Linked DNA regions of Mus musculus: region 2 is linked to region 1. A link is a loop called in an ENCODE intact Hi-C map of the cell type or tissue named here. Cell type or tissue: heart. All regions are shown on one strand.

Evidence for each region. Peaks named below come from ENCODE experiments on the same cell type or tissue, not always from the same donor. Only the 100,000 strongest peaks of a DNase experiment are listed, where the experiment ranks them.
Region 2: it touches region 1 in a loop (2.7-fold over the local background); 3 of 42 quality-filtered maps call a loop at or near these places.

The regions. Positions count from the first base shown.
Region 1 is chr11:109,880,101-109,888,100 of GRCm38, forward strand. No RefSeq gene overlaps it. Among named protein-coding and RNA genes, the nearest start is that of 1700023C21Rik, 38 kb to the left of the region's middle. In heart, no CTCF peak of the experiment used is centred here; DNase peaks (open chromatin) are centred at 4,891 and 5,621.
Region 2 is chr11:109,992,645-110,000,644 of GRCm38, forward strand. It overlaps Abca8b (ATP-binding cassette, sub-family A (ABC1), member 8b), which reads right to left and starts at 3,201. Exons shown (of 39, transcript NM_013851.3): 1 at 2,968-3,201. In heart, no CTCF peak of the experiment used is centred here; DNase peaks (open chromatin) are centred at 2,537 and 3,187; H3K4me3 peaks cover 1,416 bases; H3K27ac peaks cover 1,966 bases.

The DNA.
Region 1 (8,000 bases):
TGGTTTACCTACAGTTTCACTTAGCTTCCATCTCCAGCTAGCTATTTTACATTTTTTATTTATTTATTTAATTTATTTATTATTATTCATAAGTATACTGTAGCTGACTTGAGACACACCAGAAGAGGGTGTCAGGTCTCATTATGTGTGGTTGTGAGCCACCATGTGGTTGCTGGAACTTGAACTCAGGACCTTCAGAAGAGCAGTCAGTGCTCTTACCCACTGAGCCATCTCTCCAGCCCCTATTTATTTATTTATTTATTTATTTATTTATTTATTTATTTATTATTTTTACTTATCCACCTTATATCATGCTCACTGCCCCCTCCCAGTTATTCTCTCTCACAATCCTTCCCCCATCCCCCTTCTCCTCTGAGCAGGTGGGAGCTCCTCTGAGAATCCCCTGACCCTGTTACTTTAAGTCTCTAGTGAGGCTAAACAAACCCTCACTCATTGAGGCCAGACAAGAAAATCCAGCTAGAATACATCTCACATATAGACAATAGCTTTTGGGATAAACCCTATTCCAGCTGTTCAGGACCCACATGAAGACCCAGCTGCACATCTGCTACCTACGTGCAGGGAGGCCTAGGTCCAGCCTGTGTATGTTCTTTGGTTGGTGGTTCAGTTTCTAAGAGCCCCAAAGGTCCAGGTTAGTTGACTCGGTTGGTCTTCCTGTGAAGTTCCTATGGGGGCCCACAATCCTTTCTCCTGTTCTTCCATAAGTGTCTCCAAGCTCCATCCACTGTTTGGGTGGGTGTCTGTATCTTTTTGAGTCAGCTGCTAGGCGGAGCATCTCAGAGGACAGCCATGCTAGACTCCTGGGACAGCAACCCACCCATAAAACTTTTGACCCAAAATTCATCCTGTCTACAAGAAATGCAGGGTCAAGGGATGGAGACTGAGGGAATGGCCAACTGTGATGGTTTGTATATGTTCGACCCAGGGAGTGGCACTATTAGAAGGTGTGGCCCTGTTGGAGTAGGTGTGGCCTTGTTGGAGTAGGTGTGTTACTGTGGGTGTGAGCTTTAAGACCCTCAGCCTAGGTGTCTGGAAGCCCGTATTCTGCTAACAGCCTTCAGATGAAGATATAGAATTCTTGGCTCTGTCTGTACCATTCCTGCCTAGATGCTGCCATACGTCTGCCTTGATGATAATGGACTGAACCTCTGAACCTGTAAGCCAGCCCCAATTAAACGTTGTCCTTACAAGAGTTGCCTTGGTCATGGTGTCTGTTCACAACAGTAAAACCCTAAGACAGAAGTTGGTACCAGGGACTGGGGTATTGCTGTGATAGGCCTAACCATGCTTTTGTTTTGAAAAAATGTGAATTTGAGGACTTTGGACTTGGAAAGCGGTGGATTGCTTTAAGCGGGGCTTAATGGGCTGTCCTAGTGGGAATAAGGAAGACTTTGTTTCTGAGGGAGACTTGAACTGTGGAAGCCTGTTTCTAGAGGTTTCAGAGGAGAAGAATTTTAGCATGTGGCTGAGAGACTGTTTCTGTGATATTTTGGTGAAGAATGTGGCTGCTTTTTGCCAGTGTCCAAAGAATCTGCTTGAGGCTAAGGTGAAGAGACTCAGCTTAATTTCACTGACAAATGAAGTCTCAGAAACTCCCAGCATAGACTTTGTTCTCTGGTTAAGTCTTATGAAGAGCATTTTAAACAAGCATATCAAGCTAATAAAGGAAAAATATAAAATACATGGTTGGAGTATTAAAAGGGCACCAGGAAGTGGAATGGAGCTGAATCCTGTGTTCAAGGATGTTAAATTGAATTAAGGGAGTAGTAACATTGCAGCAAGATCCCACCCAGCTAAATTTAGGTCCAGGCATGGTAGTACAAGCCTTTAATCCCAGAAGGCAAAGACAAGCAGATCTTTGAGTTCAAAGTCAGTCTACAGAGCAAGTTCCAGGACAGCCAAACTTAGGCAATGAAGGAATTAGAAAACAGAGAGCTGGTGAGAATGTAATAGAACAAGGGGACCATGTTCGAGCTCCAGCAAGCAGCAGAACTTGGCAGCTTTGGCCACATGGCTCTGGCTTTAGAATACAGAATAAAAGGGACTACTGGGACAATTGATGCTGGTTAGCTGGAGCTAAGAAATTAGCAGTGATTAAGAAGAGACCAACATCGCTTAGATAAAATCTTCTAGGAAGTGTTTTCTGAGAGCAGGAAGAAGCTGTGTTCTAGAGATAGTCAAGGTTGTACCTCATGCTACAGCTGTACTTGGTAATGTGGAAGAGTCACCCAGGTGGTACTGGTTTTGAAGGCATGAAGGGGTCATGTAGAGCAGCTAAGGCTTGGCATTATGAGAGGCCATGGAAGGCCATTGGTGAAGGTGCAGCCTCAGTTGCAGTTGATGGACCAAGACTGAAGGGATCAGGCAAAGAATTTGAGGCTTGGCACCATGAAGAGAGCCTATTGGTGAAGCCTAGTTGCAGTGGAAGACCCTAGCATACTAGAGATGCCAGTACCATGGGATGATCACCAAGAACAGCAGCAGGAGTGGAGTGGATCAACCGGAGCTTAGAGTGCTACAGAGGGCAGAGATGGAGAAGAGACACCAGCCCTTTGTTGCAGTCAACAAAGATGAAAAAGGAGTTGGAGATCTAAAGACTGCTTTGACATCAGACATGGAAATGCTGAATTTGGAGTTTGCCCAACTGGTTTCCTGTCTTGCTTTGGGGATTACAGTTAAGTGATTGGATGAATCTCAGAAGGACCTTGAACTCTGGGACTTTTAACACTGTTGAGACTACTACAGACTATGGGGACTTTTGAAGTTGGACTAAATGTATTTTGCATTATGCTGTGTTTAGGTGTGGCTTCCATAGATAAGCCTCTGGGGACCAAGGGAGTGGAAAGTGATAGTTTGTATATGCTCTGCCCAGGGAGTGGCACTATTAGAAGGTGTGTCCCTGTTGAAGTAAGTGTGTCACAGTGGTCATGGCTCCTCTTCACAGGAGTAAAACCCTAACTAAGACACCAACCAATAACCAGCCCAACTTGAGAGTCATTCCATGGACAAGCACCAATCCTTAACACTGACACTATTAATGATACTGTCATTTGTTTCTTGATGACAGCCAGTTGACAGGAATGAGGTAGACTCTCAAAGCTGTTTCAATTTGCACTGCCCTTATGACATAGGGTGTTGAACATTTTCCCAAGTATTTATCGTCCCTTTGTGTTTCCTCTTTTGAGAATTCCCTGTTGGGTCCATGAGCCAGATTACTGACTGGATGATTCACCTCTCACCCTGGGGCTGTGGCAGGCAGATTTCTGAGTTCGAGGCCAGCCTGGTCTACAGAGTGAGTTCCAGGTTAGCCAGGGCTACACAGAGAAATCCTGTCTCAAAAAAACAAAAACAAAAAAACCAAAACAAACCAAAACAAAAAAATAAAAAATAAAAAACAACCAACCAACCAACCAACCAACCAACCAACCAACCAACCAAACAAACAAACAAACAAAACCAAAAAAAAAAAAAAAAAAAAAAAAACAAAACCAGAATTTCTCAGTTTTAAACAATAGATTGTCTCTTCATCTGGAATCCAGCCAGTGTATCTGAGTTACAAAGAATGAGAAAATGGGGTTCTTCTCCACTGTTGTAAGAGGAATCACCCTTACAAAACAAAGAAAGAATCAAACAACAATAAAAAAAAAAAAAAAAAAAAAAAAAACAAAAACAAAGCCACAGTTGGATTTGATGCTGGTGAGGTAGTGGGCATGTCCTGAGTATATAGCTGCTGGTATTGTTTTGCCAGAGCTACTTGGCTTATATTGGGATAAGGTTTCTGCTTCTCTTCTTGCCAACCCAGCGCAGGTGCCTGCAGCCATGTTCTGCTTGGTTTATTTTATTGGGTGAAACACTTGTCTTTTCTCCTACACTTTTCAGGTCTCTGATCACACTGTCTTCGTGGGTTTTACTGATTGTGGAGCAAGCAAAAGAACAGATAGCAAGTAATAGTAGTAACAGACAGTCAGCAGAAACCAGCTCAGGAAGCGGTGGCCAGACCAGCGGAGCTCTGATTGGGTCTGTCCATTGATGGCTTTGGTTTTTGCCTTACTGTTCTCTCTACAAGCATTTCACGCCATTGGAAACCATAGCAACCTCTGTTGTGAATGGTTTACTTTCTGTCTGCATTTCCCTCTCCTTGTCAGGAGCCAGGGCTCAGCCTGACTTGGGACAGGAGGTCTCGGAGGACACTTGATATAAATGTCTTTGAAACTGAGTCAAGAGAGGGCTTCTTGCTCCAGATCCCTTTTCCAGTAAGTGTGAACAGCACCTGATAAGTCACCAATAGAATGTAACGTTTATTGGCTCTTCCTGTTCTGTTGGCTGCTTCCTCAAACTTGCTAGAGAGCTGAGAGTGAACTTGAACTTACAATTCTCTCACTTCTGGGTTTTATTCTTGCTCATGCTTGTGGTTACTAAGAAAGCATTGTTTAATCCAAAATCCAAAGGCTCACAACTATGTTCTCTGTTAAGGGTTTTAATCACTTCAACTGTCCAGTTTAAGTTTTTGAACTCTTGAGCTCACTTCCGTATATCAAGTAAGGTCGAGGATCCAGCTTCATTATTTCGTCAATGGAAGGCTCTCTTGACTGGTACTGTTTTTGTGCAGGGCAAAGGTCTAGACACGTCTTGAAGATTTTGCATTTTCCAAATCAGGAAGCTGTTGTCTGATGTCCAGTGTCAAGCATGTGTTGCTAGAGCCATGAGTTAGACAGTAGTTGTTCTAGCACCAACTCTTCTTCTAGAGACTCGTAAGTTATCAGGACAGCTTTCCTCTATGGAATTCTGAGGCCTCAGAGTATGCACCAGTATCCAGGCCCCTTGGCTATGATATTCACAACTTTTATGCAGATGGAGCTGTTGGCTGTGGTTGCAGTGGGTGGGTAATGGAATTTGGCTTGCAGAGATCTTGCAACAGAGCCTTGACACCGAAGATGGATAATGTGACGGTGGGGTCAGTTCACGGTCCAGTTTAAGAGCTGACAGCAGGCTTTCCTCTGGGAAATCTTTCTCTCTTTTCTGAATGTCCCAGGCACTCAAAAATATGAGACACAACAGAGTCAGAAAAATGTTAAACCTCCTGCCCTTTCCACAAAGGGGATGCAGAGATTAAAATGAATGGCATGGCAGTGTTTATTATTGTTCCTTAGTAGATAGATGAACAGATTCTCCTTTTCCATTCTTAGAACAAGCCAGGCTTCCTGAGTGTTTTGGTGGAGTGCCTCGGGGTCTCATCTTTAGGGTCATCTTATCATTCTTAGATATGATTAGTATCCAAAGGCTTCATTTGGATTTGTATTTTCCATAAGCCCTTATATATATACATTGCTGAATGTATATATTGTCCCTAAAGAGTAGTTAAAGTGGGACATCCCCTTAGCCCTGGGGTTCAACCCAAAGGGCTAGAACTGGCAGATCCTTGGAACTGGTAAAGGGGTTATTTGTTCCTCTGAGTTGCTGTATTTCACCGAAACAAGTGCAATTTGTCCCAGCTCCACCAACAGCCTGGAGTGGAATGTCATGTCACCCCTTGGGGTGATAGGAGTCAGGCTCCTCCAATTGAAGACTGCCCATTTGCAGCTAGCTCTAAGGGGTGAAAGCCCCATGGAGAAGGGGTTGCTTGTCCCCCTGGCATTTACAAAGCCTGCGTTGTATCTGTGTGGCATCATGTGTGCCAAACCTTCAGCAGCACTGAGTGGACTTCAGTGGACCACAGTAGAGCAGTACAAAGGCGCCAGATGCCTGTGCTCTGACTACACTGGGTAGAAAAGACCCAACAGAATGAACAGCCAAGGGTCACCCCCTACCCCTTTGTCTCATATAACTCAGCCTCCTATTGCTAACCCTCCTGCCTCCACCTCCTAAGTGCTCACCAGGATTAGAGGTATGCATTACCTTGCTTGATTTTTGCAGTGTTGGGGATCACACCCAAGGCTCTATGTAGTTGGTAGAGGCAAACACTCTATCAGATGAGATACACTCCCCAGATTGGTTATTATTATTTTCCCCACGTAAACCAAAGAGAATCTCTCCATCATTTAGGGAACCCGTGTCTGCCTTTGAGATTTCTCCCCTCTTGGCTGCTGGTCTCCGTGGCAGCAGGGATAACTCATTTGATCTCAATCCCACCTTTGCCAAGGAAGGACACTCGGAAAAGTAGGTAAGGAAAGAACTTTGAGCAGCCAAATGCAATCGTGTAGAGAGGAAGGGTGAAAGACTAGAAGACTTGTATTGAAACAAGAGAGAGAGGTTGACCAAGGAGGAGAGGCTGGAAACAGGACCCTTGTATCTGTCAGACACAGTGTGCCTTCATATGACAGAGACTGATACATGGTGGGCTGAGACAGGCAGACTGTTTTTTGTTTTTTGTTTTTTGTTTTTTTGGTTTGGCTTGGTTTGGTTTTCTGAGACAAGTTTTCTCTTCGTAGCCCTGGCTGTCCTGGAACTCACTCTGGAGACCAGGCTGGCCTCGAACTCAGAATTCTGCCTGCCTCTGCCTCCTGAGTCCTGGGATTAAAGGTGTGCGCCACCACAACCGGCTTGACAGGCAGACTCTTAATGGTTTGCTTGGCTGTTTGACCTGCTATCTAACTCTGTGATGCGCACCATGGCCAGAAGCAACCTCACTGTCTATCACCCAGTGAAGTCAGGGCAGAAACTCAAACAGGACCCTGGAGGCAGGAACTGAAGCAGAGACCATGGGGCATTGCTGTTTGCCGGCTTACTTTCTTGGCTTGTTCGGCTTGCTTTCTTATGTAATCCAGGACCACCTGGCCAGGGGTGGAACTCACCTCAGCAGTCTGCCCCTACTGTGGCTTGAATATGCTCGACTCAGGGAGTGGCCCTATTAGGAGGTGTGGCCTTGTTGGAGGAAGTGTGTAACTGTTGGGGTGAGCAGCGAGACCTTCCTCCTAACCACATGAGAGCCAGTCTTCTTCTGTCTGCTTTTGGATGAACTCTTAGCTCCTCCAGATCCACATCTGCCTGGATGCTGCCATGCTCCTGCCTTGATGATAATGGAATTAACCACTGAACCTGTAAGCCAGCCCCAATTAAATGTTGTCCTTTTAAAGAGTTGCCTTGGTCATGGTGTCTGTTCACAGCAGTAAAACTGTCTTAGTTAAGACAGCCCCATATCAGACATCTATCAAGACAGTGTCACAGAGATGTGCCTACAGACCACTATGACAAAGGCATTTGCTCAGTTGACGTTCTCTCCTTCCAGTTGTCACATGATTATAGTTAGTATCATGTTGACAAAAACTAATCGGCCCAACTGGGATGTTTTCAGTCCTTTATCATTGGAATTTACTTGTTATCTGGACAGCCTTAGAGAGTTGATCACCCACTGTGCCACTGGTGGTAAAGTGATTTCTAACATTAGCCCAGGGTCTCTACATACCAGCCTATGAAGTGGATCAGGGAGATGGAAAAGAGTGCATATTGTTCTTTCATTTTTCTCCAAAGTCTAAAAATATATTAATAGTCTGAGGAAATCAGCAACTAATATTAAACATCACACATCACACCCACACAAAATGTCAGGCATAGTAGGAATGTCCAAAACTGAATCCCATTTAGGAGAGAGAGAGAGAGAGAGAGAGAGAGAGAGAGAGAGAGAGAGAGAGAGAGAGGTTGGAGGCCAGATAAAACGACTAGACTCATTTGCCAGATAATTTTTGGAGTTAATTCTCATAGCTCAAGGAAGGCACTTAATTTAGTGTTGATGAAACTGATGAATATTTCTGGGAATCTAACGAGACACTGAACAGTACTAAGTGTTCTACAAGACAATATGGAAGCCAAACTTCTGATACTTTCTCTGTCTTTTCTGACTCATTTAATAAAGAATATATTACTATCATTCCAAAACAAATACTTTAATATCACTCCAAACTTGTTGAGTAATGTGAAGGTTTGAAGAGAAATGTAATGAACTGGGAGAAAGGAATTGATGTTTTCCATGTGTTGAGAAGCAA
Region 2 (8,000 bases), 110 kb after region 1:
AACAAAATAACCAATAAAAGCAAGCAAGCAAGCTGACTACTGTTTTGACTACAGAAGGGAACAGTAATGCCATGGTAGATGTTGGAGGCCTGGGGTGTGTCTGCTTGCCCTCCTCTGACTCTGCTACTATTGTAGTAGAATTGAATGGTGAAAAGCTTAAGACACAGTGCCACTATCCCAGCTATGTAGTGTGTGTGTGTGTGTGTGTGTGTGTGTGTGTGTGTGTGTGTGTGTGTGTGTTTGGGTGGGGGGACGACTTGGATTTCTTAAAGCAACACAGACACCCCATGTTTCTCCCGGTTAACATTTGTCTGCACACACCTTTATCTAGCTCTTTACTTTAAAGCATTGGCTGACGTTTCAAATATTTGGTTCATAAAATACTGACAACTGTTCTGTTGTTTAAAACCTAATTAATAAATAATAATATTTTTAAAGTGAATTAAATTATGTATGAACCTTTGCTTTGGATAATCTCTCACTATGTTTTATTCTTATATTTGATTTTATTTACCTCTATTCTAATCATACTTTTTATATTCTTATCATTTTTTGCTGAGCTGTTAAATATTTTTTTCCTTTCCTCAATTTCCTGTCCTGTTCAAAGCACATTATAAAGGTATTCATATATCTTTAATGGTTGCTCTTAATTTTCCCAAAGAACTGTGATTTATTTTATGAAAATTTCACAGCTCTTATTACGATTTATCTTTTACAAATACTGTCTACATATATGAGCTCTCGGATAGATTCTAACTGATCCGGTTATTATACAGAAATGTGACTCAACTTTTAATCTGAAGTAAGCACAAATAGATTTATGTCTACGAATAATAATCTGTTATCTTTCCAGTGAATGGTCATTTCTGTGGTGAGGTGTTGTATCTGGGAGGCAGAGGTAGAAACTCCAGGTAGTGGCTCTGGACTGGCTTCATCTGGATTGGGAATTCATGATCCTTTGCCTTGTGTGTGAGGCAGTACGCAGGAGGGCATTCCAGGGGCTTTGCCCAGAACCGGCTGAAGAGAACAGCATTATTGTACTGCCATAGAGACTACTTAGCAGAACAGAACAAACTTTCCCACAGGTGTGCAGCAAACCACAGCTTTAGCTAATTCAACACCGAAGGAAGAGAGGGAAGATCATCTATAGGAGAGGGGGTGGGCAGGTGTGTTTGTGTGTAAATATCAGTGGGTGATTTGATAAGGGGATTTGCATATATATATATATATATATATATATATATATATATATATATAAATAATTAAATGGGAATGTAAAATTTCCTGCAGAAGATGTTTTAGTGCATAATAACACCACCTCCTGCTACAACTTCAACAATCAATACTATGCAAACATGCTCTGGTGAAACCTCTTCTGCAAACTAAGGGATGTAAATGCTCTTCAAAAGCATTTTTTTTTTCCTGAGGGAGGACACTGGATACCTAAGCTGAATCATGAAAGGGAAGGCTCCCCAGAATCCCATGCTTATCAGATTTCTGGGAAGCCAGGGGCGTGAATGGCCCGGGCTTTTGACCACAAAGTCAGTAGCTCCATGGTGAATACCATAAAATTGGTTCTAAGTCCTAAGAACTGAAGCGAGTGCTAGGGATGAACCCCACACGATGATCCACAGCAACAAGCTGGTGGGTCCTTACCAGAAGTGCTCCTCATGTTTACCACACACAGAGAGCTCACTCTCGTGGATTCTCTAGAGTCGAAGCTCAGGTGATAAGTCCTGGCCAGTCTAATGGGAGACACAATGGCTGAAGCAGGCTCAGGGGCTATTGCCACAGGAGGAACCTGCATAGGGCTGTTAAAGGAGGTCCCAGGCAAGGCAGACAGGCAAGAAAAGAAAGGAGACAACTCATGGAAAGAGAGAAGGAAGGAATGGATGCCAAGAGTGGAGCTGCATCAGGTTGGAGTGCCCACTGAGGGGCCGCTAAGGTGCCTCATGAGTTGTTCTCAGTCCGGATAATCCAGAGGGAACAACTTCTGAGGGGACTGTGTAGTCTGTTGGGGTGGCAGAGTTGTCTGAGTAGAGATCTCAATACAGAATCAGGCACAGCCCTGCAGGCAACTGCACTCTTGTCTGCAACTTCTCTGATTTTATTTGTAAATTAAAATCGCCTCCTTGTCTGTCCACTCCTGGTGTGTGTGTTCTGCGATTTGTAAAAATACTGAAGACATGAACCCTCCTTATCTGTGGCATAAATAATATCCAAAATGTTTAAGTGGGGGGGGGGGGGGGAGGAGGAGAAAGGGGAAGGGAGGGAGAGACAGACAGACAGACAGACAGACAGAGACAGAGACAGAGACAGAGACAGAGACAGAGACAGAGACAGAGACAGACAGAGACAGAGGGCGAGAGACTAAGTGTTTCTCCTCCCCTGTTGCCCTGGGAGGCTGACACTTCTGTGCTGAAGGATGAACATTCAAAGTTAGGCTGTGAGACAGGAGAGCCCTGCACATTTCACATTCTCATTTCCCCCACGGTGTCAGAACAGCCAGAGATCCAAGAACAGTCACAGCTTGCTATTCATCAAGTGTTCTGTGAACCCTCTCCGGAAGCAGTCTCAGAAAAGTTAACCCCAGATTGCCAAATTACATCATCAAAGCAAATAACTCCAGAGGCAGTACAAGCTTCCCACTCAATCCTGAAGTGTCTCAGCTTGACAGTCAGTCTGTTGGCCAATTTCAGCTCATTCGCACACTCATTTTATGGCTCAGCAGAACATCATGATATAAAGGTATATATTTTAATTGAATACCTTGCTCTATTTAATATTACACACCAGACACCAAAACATTTCAGAATAGCCCACTGATTTTTAAAAAACCAACTTTGACACAGATGGTTAGCATTCAGCTCATAAAACGGTTCATTTTTTTATTATAACAACAACAATAATAATCCCGATGCCCAAACAAATAAACCTGATAAGGAAAACAAAATCTCAGAAACTTACTTTCGGGAAATGCCAAGCAGGGACTCCAGCCGCACCATTTAATCACGGGCTCTGTTTAGAATAATAAAGTGAGACACCTTCCCCTCCCCCTATTCTCCAGCACCTTTCTAGAGTTTAACTGTTTGCTGTCCGTGAACGCGACTGGTGAAAGCTGCTCTCAGCGGGAGTTTATGATCTCAGCTCTGGGTTGGTCTTGCCAAACACCACGGACACGTGACCGCGCATGGCTGCTCCTCTTTTACCGCTGTGCAGCCAGCCCCCGCAGGGCGGTGCCAGTTATATTTGGTCACCTGGCCATGTGGCTGTATAACGGAGGAAATTCAATATTCCCAAGCTTGCAGGATGCCTAAGCTGGAGAGCAACATTTAATGCGTTGCTTTTAAACTGGAAGGTGGTAAATCAGAGAGCTGTGTTATCGGAGGAAAGCTTTCTCTCCACCCACAGCCCTGGGCTTCTGACTTCTTCACTCAGGATTTTCATTCTTATTTCTCAGTTTTGCTTTCATTTAGTTCTCTGGTGATTTTTTTCCAGTTCCCGCTGAGCTTTAGTCTTGACTGTTGATTTATGGAGTAGGTTTTAGGGTCTTCATTCTAGATACTGGAGACAATTATCTTGTATGTCCCTTCTGCTCCTGGAGGAAAGAGATAGACATCAAGGGTCTTCATCAAGTGCTGTCCATATTTCTGTTATTTTTGCAGCTTGATTGCCATTTGCTTAATAAACACTAATCATGGATTATGAATATGCTATTTTATTATATATTATTTTAATTATATATTACTGTGTACCATGCTATTATTTTTCTGACTGGTGTAACTGTGGCATTATTTACCTTGGGGGTATCCAACAGCTATATAATTGAACACCAAGCCTTCTCAATCAGAAGGAAATTGTGTTTGATATTCTAAACCTAGTCAACTCTCTGTGGATGTAGCGGTCATAGACCCTAGAGGAGAATGTACCACTGCTATTTTTCTTAAGCAATATAATTTCTAACTGCATTTTAAATACTTCTTATGCCTACAGTTGAATGTAGTTCTCATGCTTCTTCAAGAAGCTTCCTTTTGCATCTAACTGAGGCTACTACAAGGATCCATAACTGGTCGCCAAGAGGTACCCAGACCCAACACATTATGTACACCCATAATATAAGTTCAGGGAACATCCTGGAAGAAGGGATGTGAATCAGAGGACTAGGCTATATGGCTGCTGGACAATATCTTCTAGACAGGATTGCTGCTCCCGGGAGGTTGCAACAATATATCTGCCTAAAGGAAACTTACATAATGACAACCACAGCTGACATGCCAACAGGAAGAGGTAAAATTTCTAGGGTCTACTCCTAGATAAAGAGATATAGGCAACCAATGACTGGTGAGGAACGGAGAACCAGTGCTCTCCAGAAAAAAGTCTTGTAGTTCATCCAATCCCAAGTGGTCAGCCCTAAAGACGGGTACATATGAACAATGTTAAAAGACATTAGGGGTGTGTGTGTGTGTATGTGTGTGTATGTGTGTGTACAATAGAAATTAAGATGCCATGAATTTGAGAGGGAATTGAGTAGACACACAGGAAAAATTAGAGGGGAAATTATGTAAATGTAATACATGTATGAAATTCTCACACAATTAAAAAACAAATTCATTATACTGTTTTTTTTTGTTGTTGTTTGTTTGTTTTAGAGACAGGGTTTCTCTATGTATCACCGTAATTTTTATTTTAAAAAGGTTTATTTATTTTATCTTATGTGTTTGGGTGTTTTGGTTGTACGTCTGTGCATGCGCATACATCAAGTGCATACCTTGTGTCCGTGGGGTTAAGAATTGAGTCAAATCCCTTGGAACTGGAGTTACAGATTGCAGATTACCGTATGGGAACTGAATCTGGGTCCTCTGCAAGAGCAACTGTGCTCTTTATCCCTGAGCCACCTCTCCAGTCCCCAATCCACCTTATTATTATTTTTAACCAATGAACTTAAGCTTTTATTGGTTATTTTATATTTCAAATATTGTGCCCCTTCTGGTTTCTCCTCACAAACTACCCATCCCATCTCCCCTCCCCTTTGCTCTCTCATCCACTTACCCACCCACTCCTGCCTCACCACTCTAGCATCCTTTATGCTGACCCATCAAGCCTCCACAGGACCTGGAGCCTCCCCTCCCATTGTTGCCAGATAAGGCCATCCTCTGCTACATATGTAGCTGGAGCCATGGGGTCCCTCCATGTGTATTCTTTGTTGATGGTTTAGTACCTGGGAGCTCTGGGGATGGATCTCAAGGTGGGGTAGTGTCTAGATGGCCTTTTCTTTGGCCTCTGCTCCATGTTTTGTCCCTGCATTTCCTTTAGACAGGAAAAATTCTGTGTTAACATTTTTGACATGGGTGGGTCATGCCTATCTAATGGAGGTGGAGGGAGGGAGGGAGGGACCTGGGAGGGAGAGAGGTGGGGGAGGGAAAACGGGGGGGGGGCAGGAGCAGGTATGGGAAGAGACAGGAGAGAAATCCAGAGGGTCCAGAAAATGAATAGAAATATGTAGCAGTGGAGGTGGGGAACGGGGGGGGGGGGGGGGGGGCGGGGAGTGGCACTAGAAAGTCCCAGATTGCCTGGGAAGGGAGAGGCTCCCAGGACCCAACTGGGATAACATTAGCTTAAATACCCAACAAAGGGGAGATAAAGCCTGTAGAGATCACCATATTTTTTTTCTTTTTTTATTACATATTTTCCTCAATTACATTTCCAATGCTATCCCAAAAGTCCCCCATACCCTCCCCCCCACTTCCCTACCCACCCATTCCCATTTTTTTTGGGCCTGGCGTTCCCCTGTACTGGGGCATATAAAGTTTGCAAGTCCAATGGGCCTCTCTTTCCAGTGATGGCCGACTAGGCCATCTTTTGATATATATGCAGCTAGAGTCAAGAGCTCTGGGGTACTGGTTAGTTCATAATGTTGTTCCACCTATAGGGTTGCAGATCCCTTTAGCTCCTTGGGTACTTTCTCTAGCTCCTCCATTGGGAGCCCTGTGATCCATCTAATAGCTGACTGTGAGCATCCACTTCTGTGTTTGCTAGGCCCCTGCATAGTCTCACAAGAGACAGCTATATGTGAGTCCTTTCAGCAAAATCTTGCTAGTGTATGCAATGGTGTAGGCGTTTGGAAGCTGATTATGGGGTGGATCCCTGAATATGGCAGTCTCTAGATGGTCCATCCTTTCGTCACAGCTCCAAACTTTGTCTCTGTAACTCCTTCCATGGGTGTTTTGTTCCCAATTCTAAGAAGGGGCACAGTGTCCACACTTTTGTCTTCATTCTTCTTGAGTTTCATGCATTTAGCAAATTGTATCTTATATCTTGGGTATCCTAAGTTTTGGGCTAATATCCACTTATCAATGAGTACATATTGTGTGAGTTCCTTTGTGATTGTGTTACCTCACTCAGGATGATGCCCTCCAGGTCCATCCATTTGGCTAGGAATTTCATAAATTCATTCTTTTTAATAGCTGAGTAGTACTCCATTGTGTAAATGTACCACATTTTCTGTATCCATTCCTCTGTTGAGGGGCATCTGGGTTCTTTCCAGCTTCTGGCTATTATAAATAAGGCTGCTATGAACATAGTGGAGCATGTGTCCTTCTTATCGATTGGGACATCTTCTGGATATATGCCCAGGAGAGGTGTTGCTGGATCCTCTGGTAGCACTATGTCCAATTTTCTAAGGAACCGCCAGACTGATTTCCAGAGTGGTTGTACAAGCTTGCAATCCCACCAGCAATGGAGGAGTGTTCCTCTTTCTCCACATCCTCGCCAGCATCTGCTGTCACCTGAATTTTTGATCTTAGCCATTCTGACTGGTGTGAGGTGGAATCTCAGGGTTGTTTTGATTTGCATTTTCCTGATGATTAAGGATATTGAACATTTTTTTCAGGTGTTTCTCTGCCATTCGGTATTCCTCAGGTGAGAATTCTTTGTTCAGTTTGGAGCCCTATTTTTAAGAGGGTTATTTGATTTTCTGGAGTCCACCTTCTTGAGTTCTTTATATATATTGGATATTAGTCCTCTATCTGATTTAGGATAAGTAAGATCCTTTCCCAATCTGTTGGTGGTCTTTTTGTCTTATTGACGGGAGATCACCATATTTTTTAAAGACAAAATCTTTCATCTGAATCTGTAAGCTCACTGAATTGGCTAGAATGTCTAGGTAGCAAGCTGCAGAGATTCTCCTGTCTCTGGCTCCCTAGTCCTAAGATTAGAAACAGAAGTGTATTAATGCACCAGCACTTAGGTGAATCCTGGGGTGTAAACCTGGTCTCTTATGCATATCAGTCAAGCAGTTTATGCATTGAGCCATCTCCCCTGCTTTTAGTCACTAATTTGTAGTTTGATTCACTCATGGTCAGAGAATATTTAGCTTGATAATTTTTGTTAAGGCTTGTTTCTTGACTAAGGGAAGATCTTTACGACCATTCCATATGCACTTAAAGAGATTAGCAGCTAACTACTGTCTGGCTTGACAGACAGCATAACAACCAGGCCAGTAGGTGATACTGACAGGATAAGGTGTGATTCTGAAGTCTGGGTCCGTGAATCTGTCCCTTTAATCTGTCACCAACGATCCCAAGACCAGAGTATGAAATTAGTCATGTTTCTGTCTTAAGAATCATGTCAGCCATCAATTTAGGAAAACGCTTCAAAAATATAAATGCATGGTGTGTTTAAAGATGAATTTACAAAAAACACAAGCATGCATTATATAACATTCGTATTATATGAGAGAGAAGGACACACTGGGAATGAGAGGGGATGTGTATAGGCCTGCATGCTGCAATGCATCCGTGGACATCAGAGGACAGGTTCTCTCTTTCCAACATGTGGGTCATGGAAACTGAACTCTAGCCAACAATGCAACCATCAGCTGAGTCATCTCACCAGCCCTAGGTAAGATTATTTTAAAATGATTTAACTATTTTAAAGCTCACTTGCCTGACTCTTGCATCTACTACTATACTTACTTATTTTCTTACATAATGTGACAGATG